2 separate regions of the Homo sapiens genome follow, and region 1 is linked to region 2. Evidence: chromatin loops called from intact Hi-C (ENCODE). Cell type or tissue: chondrocyte. All regions are shown on one strand.

Evidence for each region. Peaks named below come from ENCODE experiments on the same cell type or tissue, not always from the same donor. Only the 100,000 strongest peaks of a DNase experiment are listed, where the experiment ranks them.
Region 1: it touches region 2 in a loop (2.7-fold over the local background); 2 of 110 quality-filtered maps call a loop at or near these places.

Annotation. Positions count from the first base shown.
Region 1 is chr22:44,972,588-44,980,587 of GRCh38, forward strand. All of the region lies in intron 2 of PHF21B (PHD finger protein 21B), which reads right to left. Among named protein-coding and RNA genes, the nearest start is that of PHF21B, 33 kb to the right of the region's middle. RefSeq lists silencers at 3,042-3,336, 3,066-3,235 and an enhancer at 6,762-7,341. In chondrocyte, CTCF peaks have their summits at 3,243 (motif pointing right) and 3,444; a DNase peak (open chromatin) is centred at 3,152.
Region 2 is chr22:45,199,739-45,207,738 of GRCh38, forward strand. KIAA0930 reads right to left here. Exons shown (of 10, transcript NM_001009880.2): 3 at 6,055-6,174; 4 at 5,892-5,969; 5 at 5,479-5,580; 6 at 4,107-4,247; 7 at 3,252-3,446; 8 at 135-297. MIR1249 (microRNA 1249) reads right to left here and starts at 1,281; the gene lies at 1,216-1,281. RefSeq lists an enhancer at 2,589-2,733 and a cis regulatory region at 2,661. In chondrocyte, a CTCF peak has its summit at 6,772; DNase peaks (open chromatin) are centred at 313, 1,463, 3,203, 4,153 and 4 weaker places.

The DNA.
Region 1 (8,000 bases), 230 kb before region 2:
CCTGACATGGCTCCTCAGTGGAAACTCCTCATGTACGTCGGCTCAGGGTGCTCTGGGCAGAAGCGGACATCGTGTGGGTCCTTGAAAGCCCTCACTCAGTCAGTCAACAAACACTGAGCACCTGCTGCATGTCCCACCCAGGTGGAGCTGAGCTTCTCCTAGGACAAATAGGATTCTGCCCCTCTCCCTGTCCCAAAGCTGTGTGCAAAGGAGCTGTGTGTCCGTCCCCCTACAGACAGGGACTGTGTCTTTGCTGCCAGACAACTTGGGCCCTGGCACAGGCCTGGTGCCAAGGCCCAAGTAGGCCAAGGAAGTAGGGGCGGGGGAGGGAGGTTGGCAGGCAGGGCGCTCAGAGATGAGGAGGCACACCCTCCCCGCCATGCAGGAGGTCCTCAGCTGTGAGAATGACACCAGGTGACTGTCACTTTAACAAACTCCCACTCCGGGCTCTGATGACCCTCAGCTTTGTTGTCAGAATTAAGTGCAAACACTATGACTGACTCCCCACCCCCAGTCATCACAGCCCGGTGGAGTCTGTGTGTCTGTGTTTAATACAGAAGTCCCCGAGGGGCTGCATTCCCTTCAGGTCCTCAGGCCCCAGTCAGAGAAAACGGGGTCTGCTGGTCTCCACCCTGTCCCCTCCCTGTCCCTGGACCCTGGGTCCGCCAAAGAAGCAAAGAGAAGATTCAAGTGCACTCAACCTATGCACATCAACTTCCAGATTGGCAGATGTCAGCTCCCACCCCTGAAACCAGAAAAAAGTTAAGCAAACTGAAAATCAGTGACTTTTCTTAGAATCCTCAGAAAATTGAGGTTACAGGACAAACAGCCAACCCTAAAACTAAAGAGACAGGCGGAGACAGAGAACCACAGCTCACAGTGAGGACAGGCTGCTGGAGCCAGGAACTGGGAGGAACAAAAAGGCAACTTCAGCGAACTGCTCAAGCTGAGTGGGGGCTACCTCAAGACTTAAAACCTAGGGGCTCAGCGTGGGGTGGGGGGCACACTTTTATAAGGCTTACCTTCAGAAACCCCACCAGGGTCTCCAAGTGAATACTGGAGAAAAATCCCACTGTGCTTGACTGGGGTGAGGGGAAAAGGAACCATTCTGAAACACAACTAACATATACAGAGTACCCACTGTATTCCCAGCTTTCTCAAGACAGTGTAAGGGTGGGGTCGCCATGGGAGAGGAAAGTGTGGCTCTTGTCCCCAGAAGCTATGCAACTAGCTGAACAAGACCTAGCCCAGCACTGGGAAGTCAGGGAAGACTTCTTGGAGGAGGTGGTGCCAAGTCAATTCTTAACAAATTAGCAGGAATAAGCCAGAAGAGGAGGCAGGTAAGGACAATGTAGGCAGAATTAGCAGAAACAACACTAGGGGCGTAGTTTTTGGACACCAGTGAGACACCCTGGCCAGGCTGACACTCCTCCTTGCTCAGAAGTACTAAAAGCTTTGGGCTGAGGCCACAGCAGACAGGCGTGACTATCAGTTCCATTCTCTGCCTGGAGTGTTTGTGTGTGATGCTGTAAACGTGCATATGCGGCCAGGTGCGGTGGCTCACGTCTGTAATCCCAACACTTTGGGAGGCCGAGGCAGGTGGATCACTTGAGGGCCAGGAGTTCGAGACCAGCCTGACCAACATGGCGAAACCCTGTCTCTACTAAAATATAAAAATCAGCTGGGCATGGTGGCGGATGCCTGTAGTCCCAGCTACTCGGGAGGCTGAGGCAGGAGGGTCACTTGAGGCCAGGAGGTTGAGACTGCAGTGAGCCATGATCGCACCACTGCACTCCAGCCTGGGCGACAGAGACCCTGTCTTAAAAAAAAAAAAAAAAATGCATATGCTTAAGGACACAGAGGTCTGCACAAACACACCCTGACATGACACATGCTTACATTTTCACCCAAACAGCCGACATACCCACATGTGTTGGTACCACCCTGCACAAAGTCCTACATCCGTGCAGCTTACATTGAGTTTTAACACTAGGCAAATCCACTGTGACCACAGCGGGTCACTTCCGGGCCCTCGTCACCACCTGACCTGCTCATAGATGCAGCCTGGTGCTATACAGTGTGTGTCCAATCAGACCAGAAATTGGAGGAGAAAGAGAGCTCTTCAAACAGCAGGTATCCCGCCTCCCATGCTGGGTTTACAGTTCAAATCAGAGCGCTGAGCGTGAATATGATTTAGATCTAATAAGACCAGGGTGGTATATGGAGATATAGATGCCAACCAATTTGTTTCAATGAATAGCGTAATATTCTCTGTTATTGAAAATTCTGATCATATTAATACCACTCAGTACCCAATCATTGAACAAGCAGATCAAAATGAAATGTGAATTAACACATGGGTGTTGTGATGAGAAACAAACATCCTACAATTCAAAGCTGAAAGAATCCTCAGACATCCTCCTGTCGGTCTCTGTCTCTCCTCCAGCATGGAGCCACAGCCTGTCCTGGACGCTGACCCCACCTTCTCCTCTCTCTCCACCTGCTCCCCAATCTGCACCCTTGGCTGAGGGAAGAGAGCAGAGAATCTTCCTGAAGCCCCCATCACCATCCTCCTCTCACCCCTTCTCCATCAAACCCACCTTTTCTCCAGGGAAGCAGAATCAAGGGTCCAAGCTCCTGGCTGAGACACTTCAGCTCCCTCAGCCAGCCCCACGCCTGGGATGAGCCCAAGGAGTGACCAGCACCTGCCTGGCCTTGGACTCCCCCTCTGGCCACCGTGACACTGTTCCTTCCGGAGCAGGAAGCGCCTTTGGGTGGGTGTCTCACAGAGCCATAAGAGGCCCCTGTCCCTCCCCTCCCTCCAGCCAGCCTAGAAAGTGTATGGAGAGCAGGCGTCCCTCTAGGCCTGGTGACATCGGTACTGCACATGGAGTCCCCTCATGAGTCGCAAGCAGGTCTCATCACTGGGCGCCCTCCTGCCCTGACAGCAGAGAGGGTTTTCTAAGCATTTACAGAACACCGAGCTATGCTGCGCACTGTGGCATGAGCTTCTTCCAGCTCATCTCAGCCTACGAGGAAGGCAGGAGGGAACCCAGGCTCCTGCCACCTTCCTCCCCAAAGCTGCGGCCAAATCAGCGAGGGAAGCCCACGGCCACGCCCAGTAAAGAGGCTGCCCTGAGTGCTGTCCGTGGTGCTGAACCAGCAGGGCTCTTGGGGCCAGCGGGTCCTCCCACCCAGGGCTCCACTTCCAACTCGCCCAGGAGAGGGCGCTGGTCAGTTTTGCTTCATTTCCAGAATTTACCTTGGTTAAAAAGAAAACCTATTTTAAAAATTTTGGGTTGGGCACAGTGGCTCACGCCTGTAATTCCCAGCATTTTGGGAGGCCAAGGCAGACGGATTGCTTGAGTTCAAGAGTTCGAGACCAGCCTGGGCAACATGGCGAAACCTCATCTCTACAAAAAAATTCAAAAAATTTGGCCTGGCATGGTGGTGCACACCTGTAGTCCCAGCTACTCAGGAGGCTGAGGTGGGAGGATCACCCGAGCCCAGGAGGCTGAGGCTGCAGTGGGTCATGATTGCGCCACTGCACTCTAGCCTGGGCGACAGAGCAAGACCCTGTCTCAAGAAAACATTTTGTTTTTAATTGACACATAACTACATATTCATGGGGTACAGTAGGATATTTTGATGCATGTACATATTGTGTAATCATCAAATCAAGGTATTTAGCATATCCATCGCCTCATACATTTATTATTTCTTTGTGGTGAGAACACTCAAAATCCTCTCTTCACACTGTCTTAAGATACATAATACCATATTGTTAGCACAACAGTCACCCTGCTGTGCAATGGAACACCAGAACTATTCCTCCCACCTAACTGTAACTTTGTACCCATTGACCAATCTTTCCCTATCCAAACTTTTAAAATGTGGACTTCATGCCATTTTAGAAGGAAAAAAGCAAAATTACAATTCACATTTCACAATTTACACAGTTGGTTTCATGCACTTTTGACTGTTCCGTCTTGTTTCTGCAAGTTATACAAGTTGCAGCCTCTGGGGAGCTGGAAGTGTCCTGTCCCTGGAGGTCCTTGTATGTCCAAGGACAGCCCAGACCCATCTGCCTGTACTAAAGCACAGAATTTCACATTTGAGGCAGGAAGCCCCACACCTACAGGCCCATTTAAAAACATACAGATGTTTTATTAAGTACTGAAGAGAGATTAAAGGTTCTAAAACGTGTAACATTTGAAGAATAATACCAGAAGCATCCATGTACATAGCACTCGGGTTAAGAAAGTGGCCAGGGCCGGGCGGGGGCTCACAATGCAGTCCCAGCACTTTAGGAGGCCCAGGTGTGAGGACCGCTTGAGCCCAGCAGTTCAAGACCAGCCTGGGCAACATGGCAAAACCCTGTGTCTACAAAAGATGCAAAAAAGGTGGCACACTCCTGTAGTCCCTGCTATTAATACTAGGGAGGCTGACCTGGGCCCGAGAGGGTGAGGCTGCAGTGAGCTGTGATCATGTCACTGCACTCCAGCCTGGATGACAGAATGACACCCTGTCTCAAAAAGAAAAGAAAGAAAAAAACGAAGAAAGGAAAAAATAAAATAAATATTCACTTTGAAATCCTCCACTCGCTACAGGTAACTACTACTATTTTGTATTTTTCATTCCCAGACTTTTTTTTTAATAGTTTACCACATATGTATATCAAAAAGTGTATCAGGCCAGGCACGGTGGTGGCTCACACCTGTAATCCCAGCACTTTGGGAGGCCGAGGTGGGCAGATCACCAGAGGTCAGGAGTTTGAGACCAGCCTGGCCAACATGGTGAAACCCCATCTTTACTAAAAATACAAAAATTAGCCAGGTGTGGTTGTGTGCGCCTGTAAGCCCAGCTACTTGGGAGGCTGAGGCAGGAGAATCACTTGAACCTGAGAGGCGGAGGTTGCAGTGAGATGCGATCATACCTCTACACTCCAACCTGGGTGACAGAGCGAGACTGTGTCTCAAAAAAAAAAAAAAGGATATCGCTTGTTTTTTGGGATGGGATCTTGCTCTGTCACCCAGGCTGGAGTGCAGTGGCATAATCATGGCTCACTGCAGCCTCAACCTCCTGGGCTCAGGCGATCTTCTCACCTCAGCCTCTAGAGTAGCTGGGGCTACAGGTGCATGCCACCACACCCAGCTCATTTTTCATTTTTTTTTTTTTTTGTAGAGATGGAGTTTTACCATGTTGCCCAGGCTGATCTCGAACTCCTGGCCTCAAGTAATCCTCCCACCATGGCCTCCCAAAGTGTGTGATTACAGGTGTGAGCCACTGCACCTGGCCTGCATGTTTTGAACTTTAATTAAATGAAATCATATGAAGTTTTCTTCTGCAACTTTTTGAAGAAAACTTCAACTCCAAGCTCCCAAGAGTCAAGGTTGTTGCACGTGGCCTCACTCATTCCTTTTCCTTGCTGTAGACACAGTGCATACATGTGCATATTTATCCATTATCCATCAGTGGTGGCCACATTCTGTTGTATTTCATTTTGGCTGCTAGGATTTTCAGGCCTCCCAGGACACGTGTGTAATAATTTCTCTATGGGAAATACCTACAAGTGGGATCTCCGGTTTGCAGGAGATGTACATCTCCCCTCATCTTTACTAGATGTTTCCGAATTGTTTTCCAAATTCTCCCACTTCCCACCCAGCAGCACTCCTCACACCCAGGAGCCCCCAACACCGTCATCATTCTCCTTCAGTGTTGGTATTCGTCTGGAAGAAACAAAAAGGACTCTCCCTGTGATTTTGTTTTTGTTTGTTTTGTTTGTTTTTTGAGATGGAGACTCCCTGCGATGCCCAGGCTGGAGTGCAGTGGCGCGATCTAGGCTCACTGCCACCTCCGCTTCCCGGGTTCAAGCGATTCTCCTGCTTCAACCTCCTAAGTAGCTGGGACTATAAGCATGCGCCACCACACCTGGCTAATTTTTGTATTTTCATAGAGACAGGGTTTCTCCATGTTGGTCAGGCTGGTCTCAAACTCCTGACCTCAAGTGATCCACCCGCCTCGGTCTCCCAAAGTGCTGGGATTACAGGCGTGAGCCACCACGCCCAGCCTCCCTGTGGTTTTCATCAGCATTTCTCTGATTCGGGTAAGGCATCCTCCCAATTGTAGAATGACCGCCCTTTTTTCCTCTTCTACTACACCTGCCCAATCTCCTGGCTCCCGTAGGAGCTAACCAATCTCCTGGCTCCCATAGGCGAAGGCTGTTGACAAGATGGTTTCATTCTGAGGAACAAAGGATGTGTCCACAGGGGAACCAGGTGGCCACTGCTGTGTAGACTCTGCGTGCAGCTGCTGCATCTGGAGATCCCAGGTGAGGCAGGCCCACTGGCCCCGGGGAGAAAACGCAGGACAGGGCATCTTCCCAGTTCACAGCCTCACCCCCAGTAACAACCACCCCCTGCAATGAAACTGCACTTTGGGCTCAGAAAACATTTCTTCCAGCTTTGTCCCTTTCCAGCACCCCTAGACCTCGCTGCCACGTGGCTCAGGCAGCTCCAGCTGCAGCCCCCTAAGGGTAGACCACATCTGGTTCATTCTCTCCTGCACCCACAGTGCTTGGCAGAGATCTAGAGTGTGGAGGATCCTCCTGCTGGCTTGGGGGCAGTGGGGTACAGGGAGGAGGTGCCATCTGGGGGCTGCCTCTCTGAGCAGCCCTGGTCCTTTGGTATTGGCGGCCTGATGAACACAGTGGCCAAGGCCAAGTTCACGTGTGACACCAGGGAAAGAGCAGCCAACACTCCAGAGGCTGTCGTGGTCTCTGACAGGCACCCGAGGTCGTGCAAGGGCACTCAGGAGGCAGTCTTAAGGACAGGCGGGGCTGCAGGACTGCCAGCCCCCTCCCAGCCATAGGAAGGCAGACCCTGACCCCTTCCTGCAGCCCCTGGAGGGCAGCCAGTGGCAGAAAGGAAAGGTTGTCTCATGTCTGCCCAGTGTCCTCCCCAGCCTTCTCCAACTCTGGCCTGTGACGTGCCCAGCGCCGTGGCAGCTGTGCCTCTCCCCTCTTGGCTCCTCCAGCTCCTTCCCTGCTCAGAGGGAGACTTGGTGTCCATGACTATCTCCATTTACCGGCTGTGTGTGCTCAGACACTTTAAGCTGTGCCCAGTTTATGGTGTTTGGGCTTTCAAAATGTCTTGTTGTCTTGCTTGTTTTTGTTCATTGAGGTAAAACCATTGACATAATATAAAAGTAACCATTTCACTTCTGTAATCCTAGCACTTTGGGAGGCTGAGGCAGGGGGATCATTTGAGGTCAGGAGTTCAAGACCAGTCTGGCCGACATGGTGAAACCCGGTCTCTACTAAAAATTCAAAATTTAGCCAGGCATCATGGCGGGTGCCTGTAGTCCCAGCTACTCGGGAGGCTGAGGCAGGAGAATCGCTTGAACCCGGGAGACAGAGGCTACAGTGAGCTAAGATCACGCCACTGCACTCCAGCCTGGGCAACAGAGCAAGACTTCGTCTCAAAAAAAAAAAAAAAAAAAAAAAAAAAAGGAAAGAAGAAGTAACCATTTCAAAGCCTACGAGGCCACTGCATTTACTCCATTTGCGAAGCTGTGCAACCACCACCCCTGCCAAGTTCCAGGACATTTTCACCACTCCAAAAGGAGCACTGGTTTCTTTCTGCAGGATGTCAGCATGTCTGGCCCCCAGTGGAAGATCTGGACTCCTGGAGGACAGGTTCAGGGTCTCAGGTGTCTCTATCTACACCTCAGACTGGCTTGCAGTCACTGCTCACCCACGCTGAAGTAGGTAACATGTAGCGATGTGGACACACGGTTCCCAGAGTCTCCTGAGTGTATGTCCAGCACCCTGCAGGGTTACCGGGCATCACCACACAGGGCGTCCACACTGCAGACCTTGGAGGCCCAGGGATGCAGCACAGGCCACATCTCAGGGACAGAGCCAGCCCATAAGTAAAACCCAGTGAAGGGGGTCTGGAGGAGCTGTGTGTGATAAAGATTGGAAAAGGGATGAGTGGTAC
Region 2 (8,000 bases):
CTGGCACATGGCACCCACTCTCTAAGTGCTGCTGAATGAACAAATGAATGAATGAATAAATGAATGAATGACTGGTCTGGATCAAGAAGAGACTGAAGGGCACGGGGACCCTAGGGCACGGAGTGGGGGGTCACCTCCACCGTCGTCCTCCCGGAAGAACTCCTCGCTGTCGTTGGCCGAGTGCGACTTCTTCATCTCAGCGATCCGGTTCCGGGGCACCTTCCTCTTGAGGGATGGGGAGAAGAAGGCAGGCCGGTTGTTCCGTTCTGGGGTGGGGGGTGTGCTGAAGGAGGTCACCTGGGAACAAGCAGCCAAAGTCACCAGAGTAGCAGAACAGCCCCCTCCCCGGGGGTCCCAACGCCCCTCCTATCCCACCCTCAAACAACCTGACACAGCTCCCAGGGAAGAGGCCGCTGGCCCAGGAGGACCCAGGCCCAGCCGGCCCGTGCTAGGTGGGGCCTAGAGACTGGAAGATGCGTTCCAGCCCAGGGGCCAGCAGGACACCTGGCCACCAGTGCTACCCGAGGAGGGGCCAGGCTGCTGCCGCAAATGGCAGAAAGACCCCCCTCCTCTGGGCCTCAAACAGTGGGTAGGGGGTGTTCAAGCACAAAGTAACAACAGCTGCTGACGCTGAGTGAGCACTGGCCCCACACACAGACCCTCTGAGCCTCCAGCTCCGTGAGACAGGGGCTAGCGTCAGCCCATCTGACACATGGGGAAACTAAGGCAGGGACCGAGACCCTGGCTTGCCTGTGGTCACCAAGCAGGACGGCAGCAGCCCTGTCTTCTGTCCCCCAGGGCCACGCTCCTCATCCTACTTCTCAGGGCTGACGTGGCCCCATCCCTCTCATTCCCAGCACCCTTCACAGGAAATACTGTGCTAAGTAGCTCTATGCCTCTGTCTTCTCCCCACTTCTAATCACGTTTGGTTCTGTTCACCAAACATTCACACCCACTCAGGGCCAGGCAGGCACAGCACTAAGGACAGACAGGCACATTGCAGGTCCCTGCCCTCAAGGAGCTCACAGTCTGCTGGGGTGACAGACTCAGAGAGTGACAACCATAGACAGCATGCTGGCTGTGGAGACAGAGAAAGAGAAGCACAGGATACATGAAGCACAGAGGCAAAAGGGATCCACAGCCTGGGAAATCAGGGAAGGCTTCCTGGAGGAGATGCCGCTGGAGCTGGGTCTTGAAGGACGAGTAGGAGTTCGCCAGGTGAAGAAGGGGGGGAAGGGCGTTCCAGCCAGAGGGAACTTGGCCCATCTCCTCCCTCCTCCCCATGCCAACAATAATCTGAGGAGCAGGATGAGCTGGGACTGAGACTTCGGGAGCCCCGTCAGCCTCCTCGTCACGGCTCCGACATCCACCAAAGTCCTGGCAGCTGCTGGGCTCCAGACGGTGTTCCCACAAGCCGGGGAAGGTTTTTAAAAGATAAAAGAAACAAACAGCAGCAACCACAATACACAGAGTCAGCATGTGTCACGCACTGGCTCCAGACGACCCCGCCAGAGAAGGAGACAGGTAATAGCAGGCGCACAGGCGGCAGTCCCCAGGGGCCAGCCCTGCTGCTGACCCTGTGTGACCCTAGCACATCCCTCCTCCTGAATCCCAGGGCTGCCCAGCTGCTAAGGCACCAGGGACTTTCACACCCCTCACAGCCACTCCCGCTGGACAGATGGGAAAACCAAGGCTCAGGCAGGTCTAGTGACCTGTAGTCACTCAGCCCTCAGGCTGTGGCTGGAGGTGGCACCCGGGTTTGTCCAGCCCAGAGCTCGGGCCACATCTTCGTAAGGACTTTCACACACACATTTTGTCAGAGTCCCAGGGCATAATTTAGGACCAGGGAGAAGAACCAGGCCCTTTATCTCGGAAACAAACTCAGAAATATAAACCACCTCATTCCAAAGACAAGAGAGGCCCCTGCCTGGAATTCTCACCCATCTTTGCAAAAAATAGCACTTGCTGTCTTTGGCTTGCAAAACACATTCATTGCAGAAGATACCTCCCCCCCAAAAAAAGATATACAGAAGAGAAAGAAAACCAACATCTGACCACCCGGAGATATGCATGATTCAGATCTTTCTCGAACTAAAAGTATAACAAACGCACACTCCCTCATCTCAGGCATGCCTGCGGTAATGCATCGTTTACATTCCCACGCCTCTGCTTTCCAAGTAGGTCAACAGCAACTACTGCAGCTGCCACCTGGGAATCCTCCTGAGGGCCAAGCCCCGGATTCCTCAAAGCCTCCCAAATACTGAAGGAGCAGGTATCCTCGTGCCCTGTTTCTAGATGAGAAAACTGAGGCTTGGAGAGGAAAAGAGACACACCCAAGGTTATGAGAGCAGCAGAGCAGGATTCTGGCTGTGGGTGGCGTCTCTCCTGGACAATGGCTGGGCAAGACTGCCCCTGGACCTGTGCCAAGGGCACCCCCCTGCCCAGCACACCTGTACTCTTCCAAGAACTACAGCTCTGGGCAGTCCCTCTGGAAGAACCAGGTAGAGCAAAGCAGCCAGTGGGCTGGAGACCTTCTCCTGCCTGTGCCCCACCAAAGGCTTCTGGGAACAAAGCTGCTGCTGACCTCAGCCTCCCGCCCTGGGGAAGGAGAGTGGCCTAGGCAGAGCAGGGCCCCAAGCCCAGTGCTATCCCAAGAGACCTTGTGACCTGGGGCAAGCTGGCAAGTCTGGTTTCCGGCTGTGCGAGGCAGGAACGCCTCTCCTGCAGCAGAACCTCCTACAAACCGCGGGGCAAAGAGCTGGGTGGCCTAGGCCTCTGCATGCGCTGGCTGACCCTCAGTCACCATCATCCCCATCTGACTCACCGGGGAAGGCCGGCCACGTGCCCACGCTCACCCAGCAGGTCCACCCAGGCAGGCGCCAGGGCCGGGCCTGGGTCCCCAGCCAGTCTCTTCTGCCCACTGGCTCTGTGGACTCAGCCTGGCTTTGTGGCATCTCAGGGAGGCAGAAAGAGCTCTGGCCCAGCACCAGCCTGCGGTGTGACCTTGGCCAGGCACAGCCCTCCAGGTCTGCAAGGCAGGAACGCCTCCCCTGCGGCAGTGCCTCCTACAAACCGCTAGGCAAAGAGAAGGGCTGGGTGGTCCGGGCCTCCGCACGCTCGGCACCTCGGCCTGCGCACTGGTGGTTGGGGATGACAACACCTATGTCCCCAGGGGGCCGTGAGCACGGGGGAGACGGTGGAAAGTGAACTTGACGGATGGGAGCCCCCGCCCCCAGCTGTGCAGCCCTTACCCGCTCGTGCATGGGCGAAGCTGGGCTGGAGTCCTCTTCAGTCCCACAGGGGGATGTGTCACCTGTAGACACTCGGCTGACCGCCATCTCGGCGTGGCCCTTGCCCTGGGGGCCCTTCATGCGCACAAACTCCATGTTGCTGTACTTGTAGAAGCCAAACGACATCTTCTGTGCCATGCGGGCGGCCACGCTCACCTGGGGGCCGGCGCGGGGCAGCCTGAGTCAGGGAGGTGGCGATGGCTCCATGGGGCCCCTCCCCAGGACATGAACAGCCAGGGCGACCATCCCTCAAGGAGCGGGGGCTGCCCGGGAGGGAGCGTCTGAGCTGGCAGGCGGGGCAGCTGGAATGGACCCACATCTCTGCCTGGTGCCCCTCCTGGTGCCCCTCCCACCGCCCCATGAACCACGGACCAGGCTGAGGACAGGGCCCCAGGCTGGCAGCAAGGCTGGCTGCGGATGGTGCCCGCTGGGGGAGAGGGGCCTGCCCACATCTGCTTGCTTAGTTGGGGGCGACTCGGAGCACTCCCAGGGCCAGTCGCAGGAAGCAAGTGACAGTGAGGAGGTGACAGCGACACCATCAGCCATCACTTCCCAGGGAACTAGAGACTGAGGAGGAAGTTCCCGCTCACATTTCAGATGAAGGCAAGTGGCCCGCATGGGCTGAGGCCGACCATGAAGAATGACGTTAAGAGGACCAGGGAGCGCCTAGAAGGAGCCCGGAGGGGCTGCAGGTACCCCTGGCGGCCGCTACCATGCACAAGCAGGCTGGGGGGCCCCATGGTATGGACCACGGTGGGCTGTGGAGCCGCCGTCCCCGGGCCCAGAAGAACACCCGTGAGGCCGCCCCGCACTCACCCGGTTGTCATACACCTTCTTGAGCGCCTCGTAGCGGATGGAGCCCTGAAAGATGACCCCCTGGAACGTGTTGGTTTTGTCACTAGCCACCAGCTCCACACAGACCATCTCTCCTTCCCCTACGGTCATGTCGCTGAACACCTGGGCCAGGACACAAAGAGACAGGGACGTGACCATCAGCTCCCACCGCCCACACCACAGCCTGGCCCAACTGGCAGGGAGGGCTGCTCAGAAAACCCCATTTTGCAGGGGACAACCGGCTGTCACACACTCCTGTGGCCCCATGCCCTCCGAGCCCCACAGGACAAGAACAGCCTCACACTGGGGCAGGGGCTGAGCAGCAGGGGAGGACAGGGACGCTTACGGAGACTCTGGGACTGGCAGAAGACGCACACCCTCATCACGGTTCACCAGGACCGTCAGCCACCGTCTGGGCCCCTCCACACCGCCTAGGGGTGCCCAGCCCTGCCTGCCACATCTTTGAGGCTCCTGTGTGGCCAAAGGCTCAGTGTGGTGGCAGGGTGACTGCCCACCTGGGGTGACAACACCAGACTAAGGTGCCACAGGCCCCATCCTGCCACCTTCCCGAGTCATTGCTCCCAGGACCTGGTGCACAGACTGTGAGCTCCGAGGCCACAAAGACTTAGACGCAAATCTCAGCTCTGCCCTCTAGGAGCTACGTGTGCCTGGGGAGGGGACATGACCTCCCTGAGCCTGCGATTTTCCTGCAGACGCCCACGCCTTCCTCCTAAGTCCTCAGGGCCCTGAGCACCTTGGATGCGCACAAGGACCCCGACCAGGGCCTCAACAGAGGAGAGACACAAATGGGCAGAGCAGGGAGTGAGCTGCGACCGGCTCCCTCCCCGCCCTCCCAGTGCCCTGTGTTTCTCGGTGAGTCTCCTTCTGCCCAAGCCCGTTTCCCAAACCTTAAAACAAAGGCTTGGCCCAGATAACTCCGGAAACCCCATCCCTCTTTGACATCCTAGGATTCCAAGTCAGTGCAGGCGTGGAGGCGCTTCTTTATCATTTACTAGCATTAATAATGGCTCCTCCCGCCCGGGCAGTGCTTCTTGCAAGAGTTTATGAGGCGTCCTCCCACTCAGGAGCCTTTTAGTCTTCAGCCCTGACAGTAAGTAGGACAGATGATCATGACACTGATTTTACAGAGGAGGAAACGGAGGCTGCGCCGGGGAAATTCACCTGCCCACAAGCAAACACTGGGAAGAGAGAGAGCCACATCTGCCTCAGCCGGACTCTTCCCGGCTCCAAGCCACCCATGCCTTTCTGCAAGGCTAAGGCCGCGGGGAGAAGCGCCTAACACCCATCTCACGAGAAGGGGAAGCTAAGGAGAGAGGCCCTGTGCAGAGCTCACCTCCTCGAAGCTGTCAATCATGAAGAAGATGTTGGGGTAGCTGATCTTGGACTCCTCCCCCTTGCTGTCCATGGGGTGTTTACTGGGGGACGCGAACACTTGCTGGAAGAAAGCAGATTTGGAGGACAAGTGAGGCCCCACCCGGCACACAGGCCCAGAGCCAGTCCAAGCCAGTATAGGGAGGCCACCCGGCCCAGAGCCAGTCCAAAGCCAGAGACCTACCAGGAGATGTGGGGGATAAGCTGGTTCTGTGCTCCTCGAATGGGATACGGGATCCCAGGAGCTGAGCAGATTTCTGGAGTCAGACCCCTCACCTCCAGGGCAGAGAAGCAAGCAGGAGGACTTGTCTCTCTCTGCCACGCCCAGCCTGAACTGGCAGTTAGGAGGCTGGGGGCTCTCGTGCCAGGGCTCACCTGAGATTTCTTCTTATGGATGTGAATGTCCCCGCCGTCAGCACGTGTGCACACCGCACAGGTCACCATGTAGTCCAGCTGGAAGAGAGCACGGGTCAGCGTGCAGGGAGGGGTCAGCCATCCCACAGGGCCAATCCGCAGCCCCACCCATCCCACCCCATACCTTCTGCAGGATGAGATTCAGGCAGACGCTCTCCTCCCAGTCGATGTCAGGGTCTCCCAGGCCTGGCAGCTTCTTGGAGTCCCGCCGGTACACCTCCACCTCCACCTCAGGCTCAGCTGCCTGCGAGGCCCAGAGCAGAAGTGAGTGCCCAGGGCCCACTGTGGTGCTCTTCTTCTTCCCTGACTACTATGCAGGCATTACGATGGACAAGGACTCCAATTCTTTTTTCTTACTATTTTTTGAGACAGGGTCTCACACCGCTGCCCAGGCTAGAGAGCAGTGGTGCAATGACAGCTCACTGTAGCCTCAACCTCCTGGGCTCAAATGATCCTCTCACTTCAGCCTCCCAAGCAACAGGGACCACAGGCACGTGCTACCACACCCGGCTAATTTTTAAAACTTTTTGTAGATGTGGCGTTTCGCCATGTTGTCCAGGCTGGTCTTGAACTCCTGGGCTCAGGTGATCCTCCTGCCTCGACCTCCCAAAGTACTGGGATTACAGGTGTGAGCCACCATGCCCGGCCAGAACTCCAATTCTTGCTCCCCAGTTCTCTAGCGACGGGAGATGGGACCCAGGGGCCATCCATTCTCCTCACTAAGCCTCAGTTTCTTCATCTGTACAATGGACTAAGGGCATCTTCCCCTCAAAGTTGTCATAATGATTTAAAGAGCTCATATTTGCTAAGTGGCATCAATGATAATAGTGACACCTACTGAGCTCTTAGTGGACGGCGGGGTCTGGGCTACACATTTTACAAATTATTAATCCTTTTAAAGCAACCCTGCAATGCAGGTATCATTAGCCCCATGTTAACAGATCAGAGTCAAATTTACTGAAGATCAATAATAAATACATATCAGAGAGAAACCAAAGCATGTCTACACCTCTCCTGGGAGACTGGCTTCCAATTTTTTTTTTTTTTTGAGACAGAATCTCACTCCATCCGTCACCCAGGCTACAGTGCAACACATCTTGGCTCACTGCAGTCTCCGCCTCCTGGATTCTAATGATTCTCCTGCCTCAGCCTCCTGAGTAGCTGGGATTACAGGCACGTGCCACCACACCTGTCTACTTTTTGTATTTTTGGTAGAGACAGGATTTCACCATGTTGGCCAGGCTGGTCTCGAACTCCTGACCTCAGGTGATCTGCCCACCTCGGCCTCCTAAAGTGCTGGGATTACAAGCATGGGCCACCGTGCCCGGCCTCAATTTATTTCTTATTTATTGTTTTGAGACGGAGTCTCGCTCTGTCACCCGGGCTGGAGTACAGTGGCACAATCTTGGCTCACTGCAACCTCTACCTCCTGGGTTCATGTGATTCTCCTGCCCCAGCCTCCCAAGTAGCTGGGATTACAGGTGTCTGCCACCACACCTGGCTAATTTTTTTCTGTATTTTTAATAGAGAGGGGGTTTCACCATGTTGGCCAGGCTGATCTCGAACTCCTGACCTCAAGTGATCTACCCACCTCGGCCTCCCAAAGTGCAGGGATTACAGGCATGAGCCACTGCACCCGGCCTCAATTTATTTCTTATTTTTTTATTTTTTTGAGATGAAGTCTTGCTTTGTCACCCGGGCTGGAGTACAGTGGCACAATCTTGGCTCACTGCAACCTCTACCTCCTGGGTTCACGTGATTCTCCTGCCCCAGCCTCCCAAGTACCTGGGATTATAGGCGTCTGCCACCACACGTAATTTTTTTTTTTTTTTTTTAATAGAGACGGGGTTTCACCATGTTGGCCAAGCTGATCTCAAACTCCTGACCTCAAGTGATCTACCCACCTCGGCCTCCCAAAGTGCAGGGATTACAGGCGTGAGCCACCGCGCCCAGCCTGGCTTTCAATTTTGAAGCAGCTGTGCTGACTGGGGGCCTCTGGTCCCGGTCCTGGGTGCTCTCACTGACTCGGGCTCCGAGGGGCTGGGCACTGCTGGGCCCTCTTGCAGGTGC